Regions from separate parts of the Homo sapiens genome. Here region 1 is linked to region 2. Evidence: read pairs that join two places in POLR2A ChIA-PET (ENCODE). Cell type or tissue: OCI-LY7. All regions are shown on one strand. Links, peaks and the distances in the headings refer to the core of each region. The heading gives the core; the rest is flanking DNA.

The links. Peaks named below come from ENCODE experiments on the same cell type or tissue, not always from the same donor. Only the 100,000 strongest peaks of a DNase experiment are listed, where the experiment ranks them.
Region 1: POLR2A ChIA-PET joins it to region 2 with 10 read pairs; 2 of 35 experiments call an interaction of 5 or more read pairs at or near these places.

What each region holds. Positions count from the first base shown.
Region 1 is chr2:218,746,628-218,757,347 of GRCh38, reverse strand. It overlaps TTLL4 (tubulin tyrosine ligase like 4), which reads right to left. Exons shown (of 20, transcript NM_014640.5): 9 at 10,154-10,345; 10 at 9,976-10,058; 11 at 9,623-9,751; 12 at 9,121-9,243; 13 at 8,414-8,512; 14 at 7,961-8,095; 15 at 7,202-7,339; 16 at 5,542-5,644; 17 at 4,375-4,585; 18 at 4,163-4,233; 19 at 3,679-3,764; 20 at 1,932-3,214. The coding sequence ends at 2,959. Among named protein-coding and RNA genes, the nearest start is that of CYP27A1, 30 kb to the left of the region's middle. RefSeq lists an enhancer at 9,141-10,340. In OCI-LY7, for the core only: no CTCF peak of the experiment used is centred there; no DNase peak of the experiment used is centred there.
Region 2 is chr2:218,984,594-218,995,313 of GRCh38, reverse strand. It overlaps CRYBA2 (crystallin beta A2), which reads left to right and starts at 1,892. Exons shown (of 4, transcript NM_057093.2): 1 at 1,892-2,298; 2 at 3,071-3,212; 3 at 4,320-4,462; 4 at 4,915-5,124. The coding sequence starts at 2,138. The coding sequence ends at 5,062. It overlaps FEV (FEV transcription factor, ETS family member), which reads left to right and starts at 10,130. Exons shown (of 3, transcript NM_017521.3): 1 at 10,130-10,290. The coding sequence starts at 10,239. In OCI-LY7, for the core only: no CTCF peak of the experiment used is centred there; no DNase peak of the experiment used is centred there.

The sequences.
Region 1 (10,720 bases), core at 1,546-9,545, 240 kb after region 2:
TAATAGGAGGGTGAATGGTGATGTTTGTGTGTGCACTGGGGTGAAGGTGAGGGCCATGAGCTATCTAGACCCTGTTCTGGCATCTTCACTTCTAAAATATCTCGATGGCAGCTCCACCTCCTGGAGGAGAGGGTTTTACGTTTCTTGCCTGTCTCTTCCCACCTAGGGCACAGGGCTTGGACAGCAAGTGGAGAAGGTGTGACCATGCAAAGTGCCCTCTATGTCCTACGTACTTTCACTACATTTGGTTTAAATCTTCGCAACCCTGCACTGTAGGTATTATATTCATACTACAAAGAAATGGAGACTTAAAAGTTAGATGACATGCCCAAGGTCACACAGTAAGTGGCAGAACTGGGATTTAAACCCAAGGTCAGCCTGATTCAAGGTTCCCGATCCTTTCCTGACACAAGGCCATCTCTTCATTACTATTTCTTCTAAGAAACTGAGTTTCTCATCATTCCAAAGTGGATGCAAAGTAAACAGCAGTGACTGCCCTCCTCCACTTTCCACCCCAAGCCCTTACTCCACTACTCCAGAAATAGCCTGCACTTCATTCCTTGTCTCAAGAACACTCGCCTCCCTTCCTCCAAATAGACTAGGTAAGTTATCAACTTAGGAAAACAACTGACATATTCTGACAAATATTTATTCTACTATACTCCCAATTTAACCTTCCCAAAAAAATCTCATTCCTTCTCAAAAATTCCTGCTTAGCTGAATACCTCATATTGTGGGCATTCAATACAAAAGTATATATGCCAAATGCTTGATAAGATTTAATTTTCTCTCAAGAGTGAGAGGTAAATGTGGTATGTAAGTCCCATTCCTTTCTCCTACCCAGCAAAACACCCATGTCTATCAGATACTCAAATGTGATGAAAATTAAGAATAATGTACAAACTTGTTTTAAACTAAGAGCAGTGTCTTTCCATTGCTCTTTTAGGACCTTCATTGCTCACAAGGACTTAATTTCCTAAGTCCTTCTCCCTTCCCCCACCATGCTTCCCCCAATACCCCCATTCAGCAATGCTGGTTCCCTCTCCAGTTAGGGCAATGGAAATAGATTGGTTGTGTTGTACAGGGATTCTCAGGGGGCAAGCCAAAGAACTGAAGTTCGTTTTCATGGAGTAAACCAGCTCAACCAGGACTCCGTGCCTAGGTCCTTGCCGTGAAGGCCCAGCCACAACAAAACTGCCAGGCAGGCAGCTCATTTTCTCTTAGGAAGGCAGCAGATTCCCCATGTCATGTCTGCACTAGAATACTGCAGCCAGCGGGGAGAAGAGGCGGGTCACTTCAATTACATCAGAAAAGATCCAATAGGAGTGTCAAGGACCTCTCCCATTATGGCCCGACTTTAAAGTCCTTACTATTGAGCAGCCAATGATGCCCAGGACTTTGTCACCAAACTTTCACAACTGTCAACATGGCCTTAGGACCGGCCAAACACCCACCTACTCTGTGGCCTTGAACCCAATCAGGCCTCTCAGTGATCTTTCCAGGGCCCCACCCCACCTCGCCACAGAACTCCAGGAGCCATGAAACACAGAAGTCTCTATCTTTCCAAAGCTCAGAGAGAATGGGGGCAGCTACAGTCCAGGGTGAGACCAAGTAGCTGAGCTTTCTGCCTGATGTGCAAAGAGAAAACTTGAGTAGCAGGGACACGGGGCCAATTGGCTTCTTATATGTGCCACTGCTAGAAAAAACTAAGTAAAGGGACTACAGGGGCTGGGGAGGAGGCAAGCAGCAACCACTAAGTGCAGGGTTAGGAAGGAGCACGGCTTCAGAGAAAACCTTTCTGATCCGAACTCTTCCGCTTGTGCTGTTCCCAGGTTCCACTTTCTCATACCTAGATGAGAGACAATTAGAACTTCTGGTTCAAGTGCTGGGGTCCTTTGAGATCTCTGTAAATACAGTTCACTCAGTCAACATTTATTGAATAGTCACTGTTTACTGAGTCTAGAGGAGGGAGGTAGAATCAGTTCAGTACAAGAGTTTAGTCTGAGGTTTGATTGGAAGCCCATCCTACAATAGTGACTGCTCCTGAAACCCACCTACCAAGCCGCCAGACCCTGCTTGCTGCACAGCAGAACATTGAGAAACCATGTTTGTTGCACTATAGAGAAACCACATCTCCTTCCACCCTCCCCCTGGACTGTGTCCTTTGATACATGGAGACAGGTAACAGCTACTGGGATTATCTGGGCTCCTTCACTGGGGCCATGGGAAATTCACAAAGTTCATAGACCCTCTCACACCTCAGAGAAAGCCAACAGCTAAAGAACAGATGTCCACGAGAGAGACATCTAGAAGGCTGAACGAGCAGTGATGGGGGGTCAGAACAGGAAGACCTAGGGCTGCTGGCAGGGTGGGTATTTGGAAGGAGGCGGTGAAGACCCAAGACTAGGATGACAGGAAATGGGTTCGGCATGTTGTGGCCTCTCCGCCTGTCTACTGAGGAAGTTCAAGGGTTTCTCCTCAGGACAGCGGTGGGAGAGGGGTGAGGAAAGACCTAAGGAAGTAAGGACCTCAGAAGACCCCCTCAAATTCAGAACAAAGGATTTCCGGTCCAAATATGTTCTGTATGTTTTCTCCTCTTGAGCTACAACTCAGCAACCACACCAGGGCCCCCAGACAAACCACACATGGCTCACTTAAGGTAGAAACCAAAACCTGCTTTATAAGGCTGCGTGGCCACCACTGGCTTCTCTGCTGAGATATGAGGTGCCAGCCAGGCAGACAGGTGACAGAGGGTGACCCTTCCTCACCTTCTCCCCATCACTACCATCCCTCCGGCCCTACAAATACCCATCTCTATAATGCAACCACTTCAAAAAATACTCTGAGGAGGGACAGGGTGAAAGGGGTAGGGGGTCAGACTGGTCTGAACAGCAGGCTGGTTCCCGTGAGGTAGCTGATGCCCATGCTCCTGGGCAGAGGCTTTTGGAGAGAGGCCAGTTATGGGCTCACAGCCAGGAGGGAGTCACTGATTGACTGGAAAGTGGAGGAAGCAGAAAGTCTTGAAGTCTGCCCAGAGCACTTGATCACAGGTAACGTCTGGGTAGAAAGGCTGGGCTCTTTGCTGGTGTCCTCACTGTCCTTTGAGGAACTGGGTTTCTGGGGATAAGGGGAAAGGCCAGCTTGAGTCTTCTTGGATTTGGGCGTGGTCCCGTCTTCAGAGAGTAGTAGGCTAACCTCACAGGAGCTTTGTTTTCTGGAGGGAATAGGTGGTGAAAGAAATGACTGAGACACTGTTTAACTGAGACTTTACCTTAGGATTTGCCTTCAGTCTGGAGCAGGCATTCACGACATTACAGTGTTGTAGGCCAAAATTACATGGAAATGTAATAACCATAAAAAAAATTCTATTTACTTGAAGGCTTGAGACCTGCAGTGCAAGAGTGAATGGGGGTGCGGGTAGAGGGCTAACAATTTCCCACAGCTAGTGGGTATGGCTGACAGTGGCTGCTTCAGGAAGCACTTCTGTCCTCCAGCTCAGCTTCCCTGGGCATACCAAGATCTACCAGAAAAAGGATGCTATGGCTGCATGTCCTGACGCTCCCACCAACCCCCAGCTGGAGAATGCTGATCTCACTGCCACAGTCTGGGAAGAGGGGAAGGAAGAAAACTCTACAAACTCACAGCCAGCAGCCCCTCCCTTGCCCAGGCAGCACTCACCCCAGCTTGCTAGTCTCTGATTTGCTGAAGGCATTGAGTATCACGTCATCCTTTGAGATAGTCAGAAGTGATGTCGGGAGAGACCACTAAGAGCAAAGGAAGCAATGAGACCAAAAGGCTTGGCGGAGGCAAGGCAGGAGTGTTTGGGGTCTTGGTACCCTCCAGCTCTACCTCTAAATGGATCATGGGGTTCTCCCCTTCCCTACCCCTCAGGCATGGGCCCAGGTGGGTAAAAGTCTCAGTTCTCTTCTGAATCAAACAAGAAGTTGAGGCCTACAAAGCACTTTTTGATCCTTGAAAGAAAGGTACCCAGGGAATCCTGGAGGCAACTATTCCCTTGAAAGGAAAGAATGGTGAGACAGAAGCAGAGCCTAGCGGAGAAGTGAGAGAGGCCTATACATACCAACCCAACTCCTGCTGCACTCATAAGGCAGAGGAGGGAGGGGCCTGAGAAGGAGCTGTCCTCCACACTGGCAGCACTCACCACTGGAGCAGAATCAGAGACAACTCCCATGTGGAACCCTTTGTAGCACCAACTCCGGAGCAGATCTACTCCTAGGACAAGATTAGCAGGAGTTGGGGTTTAAGAAGGTAGAATCAATTGGCCAATTCTTTCCAGAGAGGCCCATTTCTTGGTATACTGGGATTTAATCTCTCACTAAACTTGGCTTTCTGAGGGCAGGGAGGGCACATCACCTTTAAGCTTGTTGCCATGGTATTTCTGTTCCCATTGGGTGGTGAGAATGTTGAAATATCGTGGCTGCTCAAAAAAGCGGAGATAGCGAGAGGAGATATGAGAAGGAAAAATTCGTTCAAACTGACCACGGCGAGAAAACTCATCTTCCATCTCAACCAGAATCCGAACATCATCTGGTGTCAGGACATCCAGCACAGATGCATAGAAGTCCTGTGGTCCAAGGAACAGGGAGAAAAAGGGTGTGAGAGAGTGTAAGCCAGGGGCAGAGACTCAAGAAGCTGGGGAACAGGGAGCACACCCCTGGGGTCCTACAGCTCCGGGACTCTCATGGAACTACTGAGGGCAGCCTAGTGGGCCAGCTCTGAAAGACATCTGTTCCTAAGTCTACTGAACTTAGCTAGTGGGGGAAGGCACTCTTGTTTGGGGTCAGGGGAGCCACTGGGGCTGAGAGGTTAAGTAGTTTGTTGGGTAAAGTCAAGATGAGGATCCAGCAATTCAGATTTGGCACCAGTCTTGTATCTGCCATGCTTAAATCCAGCTTCCTTATCTGCTCTGAGAAAGTCAGCTTCCTGGGGTCTCTCACTGTGCCTCTCAGAGAAAGAAACCCAAAGGGTAAAAGTCTATAGTTTGGACAAGAGGGGGCCAGAAAACATGGTAAAGACAATTAACACTCTCCCAGAATGACAGACATGCCAACAAATCTCTGTGCATCAGAGGATCACAGGCCTGGATTAAGAAACCGTGCTCTTAAGAAAAGCTGGTTGCAGCCAGGCGTGGTGGCTCACGCCTGTAATCCCAGCACTTCGGGAGGCCGAGGCAGGCGGATCACTTGAGGTTGGGAGGTTGAGACCAGCCTGACCAACATGGAGAAACCCCATCTCTACTAAAAAATATAAAATTAGCTGGGTATGGTGGTGCATGCCTCTAATCCCAGCTACTCGGGAGGCTGAGGCAGGAGAATCACTTGAACCTGGGAGGCGGAGGTTGCAGTGAGCTGAGATCGCACCATTGCACTCCAGCCTGGGCAACAAGAGTGAAACTCTATCTCAAAAAAAAAAAAAAGAAAAAGAAAAGAAAAAAAAAAAGAAAAGCTGTTTGCTTTTGGGTCCCAAATGTTTGACCAGGGAAGTTTTCTGCTAGCACTGGGGGGAAGACCAATCTCCTACCTGATCAGGAATTTTCTGGGTCAGATAATAGGCTTTCTTCATCTTCTGTGCAGTGACATGCTCTGGAGCCATTCGACATTTGTCCCCAGGGGAGGTGGGCAGGCTACGGCAGAGGCCAGAAAGAAAGCAAAGGGCAGGGTCAGCAGCTTCTTATTTGGAGGAAATATGGAGGAGGTCCAGCCCAGCAGACACCCTTCTTGAGAGAAGACAAAGATGTATGAACAGAGGTTACTTGAGTAGTAGGTTGGACTAAAATGCACTCCCCAGAAGTAACCTGAGAGTCATCAAATATTAAGTAAAAGGATACAAACCACCAGCTTTAGGTTGAATTTGAATGATAAAAAATAAGGACCTTGCAATAAGCCTTATTGTGGTATATACTTCAGTTCAGTTTAATTCAGTGAACACTTAACTATATACTCAACTCTGCCCTACTGGCTGTGTGACCCTGGGCAACTGACTTAACCTCCCTTCACCTCAGTTTCATCACCCACATTACTACAATTACCATAATCACTGTTGAGAGAGATAGTGAGACTCTGTCTCTAAAAAAAAATAATAATTTTAAAAAGATGACTAAAAAGCAACTCTTGCCCCCAAGGAGCTTGTGGGATATGTCCAATGACAACCACTGGACAGAGCCAAACATGAGTCTACAGGGTAAAGCGGGGAAAGTAAGTTTTGTTATCAGGCAAATCAGGATTTGAATTCCAGTCCTACCACTCTCTAGTTGAATAACTTTGATGGGCTACTTAATCCCAAAGAGCTTCAGTTTTCTCCTCTGTAAACCACAGGTACAAATACTAACCTTACAGGGTTATTGGAAGGGTAAGTTATAGGGTTTTTTTCCTCACACATCTCAGGTACTAAGTAAATATAAACTCCCTCCTCTCTAGAGTGGTTCCCAATGCTTTGTGGTATGAAAAAAGAAAAAAAAAATGGCCATACTGAGTTGGCCTCATGAAGGTGTATGAGCTAGGCTTTGATGAACAGCAGAGGTTAACAGCGGGTCTGGCTATGGGGCATTTCAGGAGGGAGAAACTCCATAAGCAGAGGAAAGAACACTATGGGGAACAGCAAGAGGCAATAAACATTTCAGAGAGGAGACTGGACCAACTGGTCCTTAAGGATCATTCTGACCTTGAGGTTGTGTGAGCGATCCAGTTTGTCAGGGCACAGGAGCCAGGAGAGGAAGAAGAAAGAGAGATACACCAAGAAAAAGGAAGCTGGGACCCTGACTGCCCAGGTAAGAATTTTTTTTTTTTAGAAACAACATCTTGCTATATTGCCCAGGCTAAAGAGAGTACAGTGGCTATTCACAGGCATGATCATCATAGTGCACTAGAGCTGTGAACTTCTAGCCTTAAAAGATCCCCCTGCTTCAGTCTCCCAAGTAGCTGGGACTAGAGACACACACCAGTGTGCCTAAGATGTTTAAATCTGATTCCTAGGCCTGTGGTTCCTAAGCAGGGGATCAACATAACTGAACATACTTGAGAGTCACTGATGTGGCATGGTAGCATGTTAGTGGACTGTAGGGGCAAGATTGAGCAGCAAGGGGAACCTGGCAGAAGGGAGCACCCAGAACCCATTCCTTCCCAGAAACTATAGCAGGGCTACTCATGCTGCCAGCAGAGCTGTGAAGAAATAGGGGCCTCACCTGGTGGTGGAGCTGCTGCAGCTGCTGGGGCTGGAAATGATATCCTCTGCATTGGGCAGGACAAAACCTGCCAGATTCAGAAGGTCACGAATCATCTGGCCTTTGATGCTGATATCCAGTGGAGAGCTGGAGTGGAGGCTTCAGAAAAAGGATAAAAAGAGTGGTCAAAGCAGCACTCCGAAACAGTCTCTGGTCATATGTGCAACTCAGGGCTAGTCTCATTTACTTCCTGGCTTCCCTAAGATGAAAGCTGCTCAAACATCCCCATGCAGGATCACCATCACAAGACTCTCTTGCCCCAAAGACGGTGAATAACCTGCCCATGACCTTGATCTGCTAAAGGAAAGCAAGCAGTAAGGATCCACTTAAAAAGAACAACTGGCTGGGCGTGGTGGCTCACATCTGTAATCCCAGCACTTTGGGAGGCCGAGGTGGGCAGATCACGAGGTCAGGAGATCGAGACCGTCCTGGCTAATACAGTGAAACCCTGTCTCTACTAAAAATACAAAAAATTAGCTGGGTGTGGTGGTGCATGCCTGTAGTCCCAGCTACTTGGGAGGCTGAGGCAGGAGAACTGCTTGAATCCGGAGGCGGAGGTTGCAGTAAGCCAAGATTGCGCCACTGCACTCCAGCCTGGGAGACAGAGCGAGACTCCATCTCAAAGAAAAAAAAAAAAAAAGAACAACTTACTGGAGTGGCAATGGGAGCGTGAGAATAATGGAAGGATTCTATGGTGAGTGTCCTGAGAATACCACCTACCTTGGGGAAATGTTGACTTCCAGGACCCAGGGCTTGAGGTTTTCGTCTAGCATGATGTCAAAACCAAAGAGTTCATGGCAGCTATAGGGCCGTCGCACATACATCTTGAGCAGGCTGGTCACATAGGGCTCTGACCTGGTCATGGGGATGAGGAAGTACTCAGTTCAGCTCCTCCCAGAGGGCTCTACTCAGAGCTATCCTGCCAAAAGAGTGGCCCAGAGATAGGCAGGCAGAAGCAACCCAGGAAAGGTAGCTCTCAAGTGACACCTCTGATCTGGGACCAGCTCCTGGGGATGAGGTTCATTAGAACTTAACTCTGGCCACTCCTTCCTATTCTCTGTCCTTAAAACCAAACCACAGCATGGCCAAAGTCCAGAGCACAGCAGTGTGAGGCCCAGGAGAAAGGAGGGGGTCAGCAGCAGGCCCCACATCCAGGTTGGCAATGTGACTCACGAGATGATAGTTTTGACAACAACATCCTTTATCTTCTCCCAGATGGCGTCGCTATTGACTCCCTTCTGGCTCAGGTAGTTCCACAAAGCCTTCAGTGCCCTGCAGAGGAGGAAGAGGAAGTATTAGGAATTAAATTCTAGGAATGAGTGACAAAGACAAAGAAAAACGAAGAAGAGACCTAATGGTATTTTCTTCATATCTCTTCCTTTCGCAGTTTAAATTATGAAAGAGATGAACTTGGATGCAAATAGACCAATTCTTTTTTTTTTTTTTTTTTTTTGAGATGGAGTTTCACTCTTTCACACAGGCTGGAGTGAAGTGGCGCGATCTCAGCTCACTGCAACCTCCGTCCCCCAGGTTCAAGTGATTCTCCTGCCTCAACTTCCTGAGCAGCTGGGATTGTAGGCGCCTGCCACCACACCCAGCTAATTTTTGTATTTTTAGTAGACGCAGGGCTTCGCCATGTTGGCCAGGCTGGTCCTGTACTCCTGAACTCAGGTGATCCACCCACCTTGGCCTCCCAAAGTGCTAGGATTACAGGCGTGAGCCACCACATCCGGCCTCAAATAGACCAATTCTGAATTGGTAAGTGTTATCTCTGGGTCTTATATTAATCCTCCACTCGCCATGCCCCTGAACCTCCCAAAACCCCAGAACCCTGTATTCCTCTAGGCCTTCACTGGACTGGGACACTCTGCCCTCAGTACCATTTGTGGCCCTGGCAAGCCATTTCATCTGCATTGGCCTGGTACTCGGCATTCTTTTTATTGACACTGTAGTTGGTCAGGTGCATGAACTTATTGCCAAGGCTCTTCATGGAAGGCGAATACCTGGAAGTAAGGAAACAAAAGGCAGAGGTAAGATGGTAACAGAGCAGATGGAGAAGGGGCCAAACATTTCCCCAAATCCTGAAGAGGTGTAGAACAAGTACACAGATCTTTTCATAGCCACAAGAGCCTGAGAAGTGTGTCTACTGGCAAAGTTCTGAAAAACCACAGCTAAACTCATCTCCTTTATCCCACCTCAGTCCCGCATGCAGGAAGACCCTCCCCAGATTTAACGAAGTAGAGAGCCTCCATATTTCCCATTTCCTGCCTTTCCCCTTGCTAACAAAAACTATTTTTCTGTTTGGTGTCTTCTAGTTTCCCTCCCTCCAAGGAAAATAAAATCCCCAATATTGTCAGAGGATACCTCACCACTGTCACATACTTGCAACTGGCAAAGCGGACCAGTCCATCTGAAAAGAGGTAAATCCGCAGAGGATCGTAGGAAGTGACATAAACATAGATCCGCAGGTCAAACTTGCTGCCGCTGATGAGGTAGGGTTTGTGTAGATACCTACATAGGACAAAGGCCAGCTTCTCATACAGCCAGATGATGGGGCTCAGTGGGTAACCAAGCCACAGGAAAAGCCAGCTAACAGTCCCCAAGATAAAGACCTTAGAACAGTTGGCTAAGGAAGCTCTTTGGCTGGGAGAACAAAGGGCAGAACATTGTAAGAAGGGAACCTCGAGGCCAAGGAGGTGGGAGGATGGGGTAAGGGATATGTGCTACAGGCTCACCTCTGTACCAGGAGGGGCCTTCGCTTGGGGAGCTGACTCCACTTGTGAATAACCTGGATGCCAATGCCTCGAGCTGATGCTGGCTAGGAGCAGAAAGGAGATGAGATTTGCTCCAGGTCCAATACTCTGTTGTTCCCACTCACAGACCATAGTCTCCTGCCCACTGTGATTCACTCACTGGCTTCACAATCCACTTTTGGCGGCTGCTGCTCTCCCACGCTTTGCGCAGGAGCTTGGCGTCCTGGGGCAGGATAAAGGACTGGGGGAAGAAACTGAACTCCTTCTTGCCAAAGCGGCTCTGCATACGTGACAGGTTCCGCCATAGCCGGTCCTTCCTCCCAATCTGGAATGAGCCTGGGAAATGGTTTAGCTACAAAAGGGAAAAGGGTGAGTGCAGGAAGAGGGCAGAGGTGAGGCCATGAGGAAGATGACAAGACTCATTCTACCATTCCAACTTCTTTAGCAGCACTCCAAGCTTTTGTTCCATCTTACTATCACCACCCTAATGGTCCTCAAGTATCCAACTGCAGAGCACTCACCAAAAGATGATTAAAACACAGACAAAACAGAGTAATGTAAGCCAGATGTGATATTCACCTTAAGTGCAAAGAAAAAGCTATTACATCTTTATCCATGAAACCCTATGGGATGAGGACAGAAAAGCATTTCGCCTTTAGTAAGTCTGGAGGCAAGGGACTCATTCATTCCAATGTGAGACCAGAAGTCCTCTTTACACATATTCAGC
Region 2 (10,720 bases), core at 1,162-9,161:
AGATGGGCTGAGTATGGAACACTGGGAAGAAGGCTTAGAAGGCAGGCTGGTGTGGCAAGGCTTCTGGGAGCTGGGGTGTCCGCAGCTGGCCTGTGAGCACTTTTTGGCACGGGAGCTTCAATGGACAGCGGCGGAGCACAGGCTTTGGCTTCCAAAGGTCTGAGCTCGATTCTTGCTCTGAAACTGGCTAGCCATGTGAGTTTGGACAAGGCCCTGCACCTCTTTGACCCTCCGCTTCCATAACCGTACACACAAACCTAACTCGCTGGACTGTTGTGAGGACCCATAAGGGAAGCATGTGACTCATGGAAGCAACAAAATATTAGCTCCCTTCTCACTCGCCCCTCTCACCTCTGCTGGAATATCCCCACCCGCACCCACCACCATTAAGGAAAACCTACAATTTTGCAAGAAGCCTTTGTGTCTCATTTGCTGTGGTTAGAAAATTCCACTGCAAGTGGTGAGGAAATTTCCTACCTGGAGCTACCCCTTGGGACTCCCAACCTTTTTGGAGCTCCCAACCTTTTCCTCTTCCCCCTCTACCTCCCCTTTTCTCTACACCCCCCACCCCCACCCCCACCGCCGCCTTTTCCCAGCTCACTCTGTCGCCCAGACTGGAGTGCAGTGGCTTGATTTCGGCTCACTGCAACCTCCACCTCCTGGGCTCAAGCAATTCTCCCATCTCAGGCTCCCAGGTAGCTGGGACTACAGGCGCATGCCAACACGCCCGGCTAATTTTTGTTTGTTTTTGCAGAGACGGGGTTTCACCATGTCGCCCAGGCTGGTCTCAAATTCCTGGGTTCAAGAGATCCTCCCACCTGGGCCTCCCAAAGTGCTGGGATCACAGGTGTGAACCACTGCGCCCGGCCCTGGGAGATTTCTTAGCTGTGACCCCTGCACCACATTCCAAAGCCCTCTGGGCCTCCACTTCTTCATCTGCGAAATGCAGGACAATAACAGTATCTTCCTAGCAGGTCAGTGTTAGAATTGATGGAGTTCACGCACCCGAAAGCCTGAGCAGAGAACTCGGCCTGAACTAAGCGCTTCATCCTCAGCTGCTAACTCTCAGGCAGACGTCGAGGCTGGAACCCTTAGAGCCTGGAGCTTTGTGGGAGACCCGCAGCGGCACCGGTTGAGCCGAGCTAAAGCCCAACATTCTTCCTACCTCCCGCGGCGAGCCACTCCCTAGGTGGCTATTATGCCTAAACACTGAGTAAACCGCGCGGCCCTCGGGCGGTCGTTTCCAGCGCCCGGCGCCGCCGCGTGGCGAGTCCTGACCACCGCCTCCTCTCCTTCCCGGGCCCGAGGACACCCCGGGGGCGCGGCGCAGGATCTGGGAACGCACGCTTGGGAGGAAAAGGGCCGCGATGGACCGATCCCCCAGGAAAAAGAGGACTGAGCACATGAAGCGAATCCTTTGGGCAGAGCCCTCTCTACCTCCGCCTTAGCATCGCCCAAAAGAGAGGCCTGGACTAGGGCCGAGGAAGGCTGGCGATTAGACTCTGGGAAGAACTTCCGCTCAGCGAGTCAGCAGCGCGGTCTTAGCCCGAGGCCCAGGGGAGGCCAGGTCCCTTCGTCCCCGAGGGCCGGGACAGGGAGGGCGCGTTCTGCCCCGAGGCCTGGCGTGCCCTGCCTGGCTCAGGCTGGAAAGAAAGAAAGCGCGGAGTCAGCCTGGGCTGCGGCGGGCGCGGGGTGCGCGCCTCAGCACTTTCTGTTGTCTTTCCCGCGGGCTGGGGCCACAGCGGCGGCTGCGGGAGAGGCCTCGGCTCCCCAGCGGAGACCAGAGCCGACCGCAGCCTGCCTGCTGACTCAGCGACCCCACCCCCGAGGGAAAGGGTGCGGACAGGGGGACAAGGCCCAGGTATAAAGCTCGGCCCGCCCGGCCGCGCGCAGCCTCGCAGCCGGTCCATTTCCCTCGCGTGCCGCGCTCACCCACCCGGTGAATGCCCTCTGCTGGGGTGGGGAAGGGAGGGGAGCGCGGGAAGACTGCGAGCCCCTGGCAGCCGGGTCCAGAGCTAGGCCGGGTCCAGCCCCCGGGTTCTTCATCCGCTACCCAGGTTGGGCAGGCTGTGTGTGGCTCGAAACGGGGCTCTTGAGACGCTGAGCGCGTGGTGCCACCCTTCCTGTCCGCAGCGGCATGAGCAGCGCCCCCGCGCCGGGCCCGGCGCCCGCCAGCCTCACGCTCTGGGACGAGGAGGACTTCCAGGGCCGTCGCTGTCGGCTGCTAAGCGACTGTGCGAACGTCTGCGAGCGCGGAGGCCTGCCCAGGGTGCGCTCGGTCAAGGTGGAAAACGGCGTGTGAGTGATTGCCTGGCCGCGGCTGGGCTGGGTTGAGGGGCGCTGGGTTCCACCGGCCTAGGCTCAGAGCCTCAGCCCCCTGTCCTGTGAGCCCTGGAGAGACCTGCCAACATGGGAAACCCCATAGCCTCCCCAAAATTCCCCACCCATCGCAAGATAAATCATGGGAAACTGTGTATTTTTGTGCTAGCTAAAGAGACACAGGCGAGAAGCGACCCCTTGAGGGTCCCTATGGGACCCCACCGTGAAGGGGTTTCTAGTGTACTTACACCCTTCCCAGAGTTTTTCTCTGTGCAAAATTAGAAGGCTCTGCACTTGGCTTAACAAAAGAAACCCAATCCCTTTCCCTGGCCCCACCCTGGTCTCCCAGAGCCCAGCTTTTCCCACCCTGCCGCCCCCTACCCCTGCCCCAGCTGAGGTCCCAGTTTCTGCTGTGATATTCGGGAGGGGTCCTCCAATGTGTCCCCATGCAAAGGCCTAAACCCTTGAGGCAGGAGCACTGGGTCGGGAGATCTTCATAACCAGGAAAACTCTTTCCCAACCTGGGGTCCTTGAGGGGGAAGCCTGGGCGCCTCAAACCCCAGAAAGCAGCAGGTTTTGGACCTTTAGTTCCGAGAGGGGCTGGATTGCCATACAATGGGGGTGTCAGGGGAAGGGTTTGGGGTTGGAGAAAAACATTGTGCTTCTCAGTCTTTTCAATCATGGCCGGCAAGGGGGAGGGCAGAGAGGGTGCGGCTGGGGCAGATACCTCCCAGCTCTTCTCCTTTTCCAGTTGGGTGGCCTTTGAGTACCCCGACTTCCAGGGACAGCAGTTCATTCTGGAGAAGGGAGACTATCCTCGCTGGAGCGCCTGGAGTGGCAGCAGCAGCCACAACAGCAACCAGCTGCTGTCCTTCCGGCCAGTGCTCTGCGCGGTGAGCACAGCCCACTTCTCCTCCCCTGCCTCCTAGCTCCAGGCCCTGGCCTCACCATGGCACCTAGAAAGGCTGTTCAAGCCCTGCATGGGGTGTGTGTAAACAAACTCCGAGATGGGTGGTAGTAGCATTATTTCTCAGAATCAGAAGGGTGTCTCCAAGAAAGTTGGGATTGTGGGCGTAGGCCCGGAGCCCAGAAATCATCACCACGGACAGCGCTGAGGCCATCCCAGTCCTGAGTGCCCAGGGTTCCCCCACATTCCATCGTCCACACGTGTGAGTGAGTGCCTCTGTCGTCACACAGCCATGTGAGGTCGGGTTGACTGCTGTTAGCCCCATACACAGGTGTGGAAATGGGGCTCAAAGGGACAAAGTGGCTTGCCCAGGGTCACTGAAAAGAGTCAGTCTCAGTGTGTTTGTGTGTGTGTTATTGTGTGTGTGAGGGTGTTGTTAATGAATCAAATACACCGAAAGAGAGGACCTCATTTTCCATTTGTGCCGACCTGGTTACTAGTAGGGCTGGGAAGTGGAGAGCAGAGGACCCAGCCCAGGCCAGCCCAATTCTTCTGTTCCAAGAGGCTGAAGAACCCTGCAGTGGGAAGGCCGGAGCCAAGATGCAATCAGTATTGATGCCCTGACATGTCTATTCTGATTCTGCCACCCAGTACCTCTTAGCTGGGCACTAATCTGTGAGAGGCTGTGCGAAGGGGCTGGGCAAGGGCTTGGGTAGTTAGTCAATGAGGACCTCAGGGAACTGTCTTGGTGAATGGGACAGATTTCTCTAAGGACCTCTGATTTTGCTCCTGCAAAATGGGCCCATGTCACAAGATGCTCTCTAGTCCTGACCTGAAAGGGTCTCTGGAAATCCTATCCCCCAATCACCTCCTTATCTCAAAGTCATGGGAGGGGCCAGGTTCGGGGGAACCTCTGAGCGATCCATTTCCCAGACTGCCAGGGAGCTGATGGGGTGAGCTCTGGGAGTGCCTGTGGGTCCTAGACAGCTTCACAGCTTGTGAGGTGCAGTGGGTGGGGGAAGTGAGGCAGAGGATGTATCCGTTAACCCTTTGGAAGCCCTGATCTTTCTGTCCTGATCTTGCTGTGCCTCAGAACCACAATGACAGCCGTGTGACACTGTTTGAGGGGGACAACTTCCAAGGCTGCAAGTTTGACCTCGTTGATGACTACCCATCCCTGCCCTCCATGGGCTGGGCCAGCAAGGATGTGGGTTCCCTCAAAGTCAGCTCCGGAGCGTGAGTCCTGGAACTGGAACCAGGGAGACAGAAGAGCAGGGAGGCAATGGGGACCAAGGAAGAGGGTGGAGAAAAGTGATGTGGGGAGGGCGCTAAGAGAGATATTGGGGACTTGGAGGCAAGGGGAGGGAGATGATGGAGTCAGACTGGAAGGGAGGAAATGAGGAGGTCCTAGGAGAATGGGGGGCAGCGGGCAATATGGGCACAGATGAAGGGCTGGAGAACATGAGGGGGTGGAGGAAATAAGGGGTGGGTATAGAAGACTGGATGAGAACGGTGACAGAAAGACTGGAAGCAGTGGGCAGGGGAGGGAGAGAGCCACGGAGGGAAAGTTGAAGCAATGATTTTGGAACTGGGGGTTGGGAGCTACAAAAGGGGGGCTGCTGGTGGAGAACATAGGGTGGGGGTGGGGGCAGAGCTTACTCCCTGCCTCTGTACCCTCACTGGCCTAGGTGGGTGGCCTACCAGTACCCAGGCTACCGAGGCTACCAGTATGTGTTGGAGCGGGACCGGCACAGCGGAGAGTTCTGTACTTACGGTGAGCTCGGCACACAGGCCCACACTGGGCAGCTGCAGTCCATCCGGAGAGTCCAGCACTAGGCTCCACGGCCCCAGACACCTTCCCTGAGGACACTCAATAAAGGTTCCTGAATCTTCCTGCCCCTCTTGCCTCCTTGGTGTCTTGCTTTGTGATCTCCATCCTCATCTTTCTGAAGGTCCCTCCCTGCCAAGCTGACCCTCCCCACAGGCTCCAGCATCCTTGGCTACGAAGTGTAAGCTGGCTGAGGTTGTGTGTGGGTAGGCTCTGGTGGGTCTGACAGCAAAGTGCTGGTAAGAATCTTAGCAATTCTGGCTGGGCGCAGTGGCTCATTCCTGCAATCCCAGCACTTTGGGAGGCTGAGACACGTGGCTCACAAGGTCAAGAGATTGAAACCATCCTGGTCAACATGGTGAAACCCCGTCTCTACTAAAAATACAAAGATTAGCTGGGTGTGGTGGTGCACACCTGTAATCCCAGCTACTTGGGAGGCTGAGGCAGGAGAATTGCTTGAACTTGGGAGGTGGAGGCTGCAGTGAGCCAAGATCGTGCCAGTGCACTCCAGCCTGGCGACAGAGCAAGACTCCGAAACAAACAAACAAACAAAAACAACAACAACAAAAAAACCTTAGTAATTCTGTTAAATGGCACCAGTCCCAAACCTCTCCTTGGTAAGGTCCACCACTATGGGCCCAGGGTACTGCTAGCTCAGATGGCACCTTTGCCACCTTGTGGGTGGGGTGGACACACCCCAACAACAGGGCTCATAGCTGGATTGCAGCTTCCACACATCTCCTGGCCCAGGTACCATCATGCAGGGCAGAACTTCCTTACCATGCACTGAAGTTCTGGGCTTCCTCTGTAACCCCAGAGCATTTTCAACCTTTATCTTCACCCAGTTCCCTGCCCAGTAAGGGAAGCCTGAGCCTCCTGCGTTGTCCCATTTCCTCCATTCGCAGGAGGGGAGTTAGTGGGAAACCCCACTGCTTCCCAGGGCCTTCAAAGGGGAGACTTCCACCCTCTGAGCCCAGCCCCCAGACCCTTTGAACAATGACAATCCCTTGCAGTGGTGTTGAACTCCAGCATTTACAAAGCATCTTCATATCCCCCCTCTCAGCTGCTCCATACCACCCCCTCTTCACTCTTCCTTTCCCTCCCTACCCTTCAGAAAACTGGTGAGCTGTAGAAGTCACCCCTCAGTTGCTAAGCCTGGGTTCTGGGCAAGTGGCAGGTGCCCATAGGCATGGCAGGGCTGAGTATGGTGGCAGCCATTAGAGCCTCTGGCACTAGTATGGGTTTTTTCCCAGTTCCCTCTTCGGTCCAGTTGGTGATGCCCCCCAACCCCCACACAGACAGAGCCTCTCAAGATTCTTGGGACTGCCTTCATCCTGTCCTTCAGGGATTCTTGTGTTTTCAAGTCCCCAGTGGACCTATCAGTGGGGAAGGGTGGCTCTAATTATTGCCCCAGGCCAGGCAGAGCAGGACAATGCCAGGGAGCAGTCAGACTTGGGCCTGAAATCCCCAGAGGTTCAGCTGTGCAAAGTCAGGCAGCTGCTCCTTTGGGAAGAGCTCCGGACCATAAGTCAGAACACCTGGGACCCAATTCCCTCACCTTGTAAACTGGGGCTATTGGCCACTGTCCTGCCTGTCTCACAGGGGCTGTTGGGAGGATTCCATGAGAAACCCCTGCAAATGTTTGTGGTGTTATGGAAAAGCACTGGGGTAGTCAATGTAGGGACCTCCTTCCCCTACCTCCCCGCTATGGATCCTAGGGTTGGGTCAGGGGACCAAGGGAGTGAGCTTTGGATGGCGTATAAATTTTGCTTTACACTCGAATGGGCTCTAGAGTCCATGGCCCTTGTTGCATTCAATCCTCCTAATACTCTCCAATTCCATCTATTTTACCAAACTGGGGGTCCAAGGAGAAACTTTGATGACATCACCCACTTAATTGGTGACAAAACCAGGATTTGAACACAGAGTTCTTGGCCCTAAATCCAGGCTGTTAGGTGGAGGCTGAACTGAGCTGTGGCTAAAAGCCACAGGCCTCAGCAGAGCCCCAAACTTCTGTGGGCCCCAGAGGAACCTGGGGTTCCTGGCTGGTCATGGGCACCTCCCCATCCCCTTGTGGAATGGCAATATTTACAATAGCTACATGTATAGAATCTGATCTAAGCCCTTCACATGTGTTATCTCATATAAACCTCATCATTCTGTATGGCAGGTACTATCATACCCATTTTATTTTTATTTATTTTTATTTTTATTTTGAGACAGAGTCTCACTCTGTTGCCCAGGATGGAGTGCGTTGGCACGATCTCAGCTCATTGCAACCTCCACTTCCTGGGTTCAAGCAATTCTTCCACCTTAGCCCCTGAGTAACTGGGATTACAGGCACCTGCCATCATGCCAGGCTAATTTTTGTATTTTTGTAGAGATGGGGTTTCACCTTGTTGGCCAGGCTGGTCTTGAACTCCTGACCTCAGGTGATCACCCTCCTTGGCCTCCCAAAGTGCTGGGATTACAGGCATGAGCCACTGCGCTGGCCCATACCCACTTTACAAATGAGGAGATGCAAGTACAGTACAGAGGTTATGTTACTTCCCCCAAAGTCACATAACCAGGAAATGGGAGAGTCAGGAGTTGAAACTAGAACCCAGGCAAACTGGCTTCAGAGCCCAGCAGGCCACTTCCCCACTGCTTGCTTTGGGGAGCAGGCAATGAGCAAAGGGAGATCTGGAATCTGCCCTTGACTGAGCTGCTCTCCCTACAGGGGTATCTGTGGTTGCTGGGAAGAATCAGCAAGATGGCTTCAGGAACTAGAAGTGTGACTCTGGACCTTCTGGTCCTCCATTCATTCTGGGCAGGCTGGCCATCTGCAGAACCACATGGGACCAGCGCTCAGCAGGGTAGGAAGGGGATGAAGGGGAAACTGCCAAGGACTCTCCTGTTGGCTTCCCTAGCTGTACTTGCAGCAGGAGGGGATGGAGAAGATCAAGACTCAGGTGGGTGGAGATGACTGCCCCCCATGCACACATTTCCTGGTGCTCCACCCCCTCAGCAAATGACTTCTGGGTAAGACTGAGGGATAAAGCCTATACTGTTGATCCTTGCCCAGCTCACAGCTGGGATATTTGGGTAGACCTCACTAGGACCCTCTCCTTTACACCTTAGCCTCCCACTGAGAGCATTAAGTGGGCGAATTTTGATGCCTCCCAGCTTTCCCAGCTCTTACCTCCTGCCCCTGGCTATTTTCTGTTCTTACCTCCTGCTCCTTGTTTTCTGTCCATAGTGGGTGGGGGAAGCAGAAAGAGGAATGAGAAGGAGAGGGATTGGGATCTTGACCCCAACTTCAAGGCCCTCACCTTCTGTGGAGCCCTGAGTTTGGTCCACAGGGAACATTCCAACCTCTAGTCTTTGCTCCCACCAGATTCCAGGTCCACATCCTGAAGGCTTCATCCCTGTCCCACTAGGATCCTCCCAGGCCCTGGGATCCCTCTTTTTCCCTCCACACTCTGCCTCCCACTCTTCTCCCTGGCTCCTTTGCACCCTCCACGAGCAAAGATGAACACTCCAGAAGTTGCAGCAAATGAGGGTGAACATGGGCCCTGTAGAACCCCAGAAGTAGGAGTTTCCAGCCATCCTCAATCAGGCATCCCAGGACCAGGCACTTAGCAGGAGACCTGCCCATTCCCAGGCCTCCTCCACCCCTGGGCTCAAGCAGTGAGAGAGGACTTTGAGAATGCCAGTTTTGACAGTACCCGTTCCATACTGCAAGGCTGCAGAAGGTGGGCTTCTGGGCTGGAGCCTCATCTTCAGCCAGCATCCTCCTTAGCCTGCCTCTCCAGAGCCACGAAGCCCCATAGGTACCCAGAGAGACTCCAGGCCACTTGGGAACCACATCAACATCTTTGCATGAGTTAGAAATAGGAATCCTTTTCTTGGAGTGGATTCCAGCCTTGTACAGTGCACAACCCTGTCTTAACCCCTCCACCTCTCCAGCCTCGTTCAGGGATAGCCAGAATGGGAGTAGTGGTGAGGGTGGGTGGCAGACTGGGAGGACAGGGGATGGGGAAGGATGGGAGCAGAATAGTTGTACAGGGAAGTAGCAGGGGGCTCAGGAACCCATCAGGGAAAGCCAGGACAGATTCTCAACATCTTTAGAGGCCTTCAGCAGTCCAAGCCACTACTAATTTATGGGGACTGAATGAATGAGAAAAGGAGGGGAGGGAGAAGGATGAGAGGGAGAGAGAAGGCTGGAGGGGAGATGAGAGTCGGAGAGAAAAGCCTAGGAGGTAAAGAGAGACCTAGAAGGGGGCGGGGAGGACAGAAGAGGGGGCCACCCATCATAAGTTGCCAGGAGAGATGGCCCAGCACCAGGCCTGAGGCTTGGGGGCCCCAGAAAGGCAGGAAACGGGCCAAAGCAAGAAGGAGACGGGGAAGGGGTTCGGGTCTCTAGGGAAGAGCAGAGAGTGGGAGAAGAGGAGGAGGGAGCGGGGATGCGGGCAGAGATAAAGGGAGCAACGGCTGCAGGGCCGGGCGCGCAGCGACAGGCGAGAGGGAGGGAAGCGGAAATTTAAAAGTGAAGATGCAGATAACGCAGCCTGGAGACGGGAACCCGGGTGGGGATAGAGGGAGGGAGGGGGAGGAGAGTGAGCGGCGAGTGGAGCGGGAGCCGACTGGAAGAAGGGCTCTAGGGAGGGGGCTGTGGCTGCTGGGGTCCGAGGTGGGGCCGGGTACACCAGCCCCATCACTGTTTGCAGAGAGTCAGGGAGGCGGAAAAGACACGCGCTCTAGGCTCCCATCAGGGCACATGGCCCGGGCCCATCCCCCGCGCGTCTCCCCGGCTGCGGGGCGCGGGGGGCTGCCGGGTGCGCTTGGCTGTGGCGCGGCGCGTTGGAGACTTTATTGCGATGGGACGATAAGAGGGGCGGGGGCGGGGTCCTGGGGGCCGAGGCGGCAGCGCTTTAATTAAAACGGAAATTGCGGCCCCGGGCCGCGCGGGGGCCGGAGGGTTCCAAGCGGCCCCTTAGCTGGAAGCGTTTCTCCAGGACCCCCCCGCAACCCCCGCCACGCCCGGGCTGCCCCCTCCCGCCAGGCCCTGCCGGACCCGGCGCCGTCTTCTCCTCCTTGTCACCCGCGGTCGCTTCGGGCGGGGATCGGTGCCACCGAGCGCAAAGCCTGCCTCGCCCCCCTTCCCCGTCCCCCCCATCTCCCACCGCCCAGTCCCCGGCGGCGATGAGACAGAGCGGCGCCTCCCAGCCCCTGCTGATCAACATGTACCTGCCAGGTACCAGGGACCAGCCGGAGGCTGGTGGCACCGGAACCTGGGGCGGGAAGTCTAGGCTCAGGCATGGGAAGAGAGTGCTGGGGTCCAGGGGAAGGAGAAGTGTCCGGAGATTCGGGTTGCATGGAGGGCCGATTGTAATGTAGGGCACTGGGGAGACCTAAAGGCAGATAGAGAGCTCTGGGTTTCAGTGCAGGGTCTAGAGGAGTTGAAATGAGCAGATTGGGAGCCTGGGGGCCAAGAGCCGGGACTCAGGGACCCGAAGGAGCCTGAGAGGGGAAGCACGGGTCTCTGGCGTGGTGGAGTACTCTGTGGCCGAGCCGTACCAGAAGGCTGTGGTCCGCGGGCGTCTCCCCTGCGCTCTCACGGCTCCTCACCTTCCTGCTACGAGCTTCAGGCCGGCCCTCCAGGCACCCTCCTCTTCTCTTCGCGC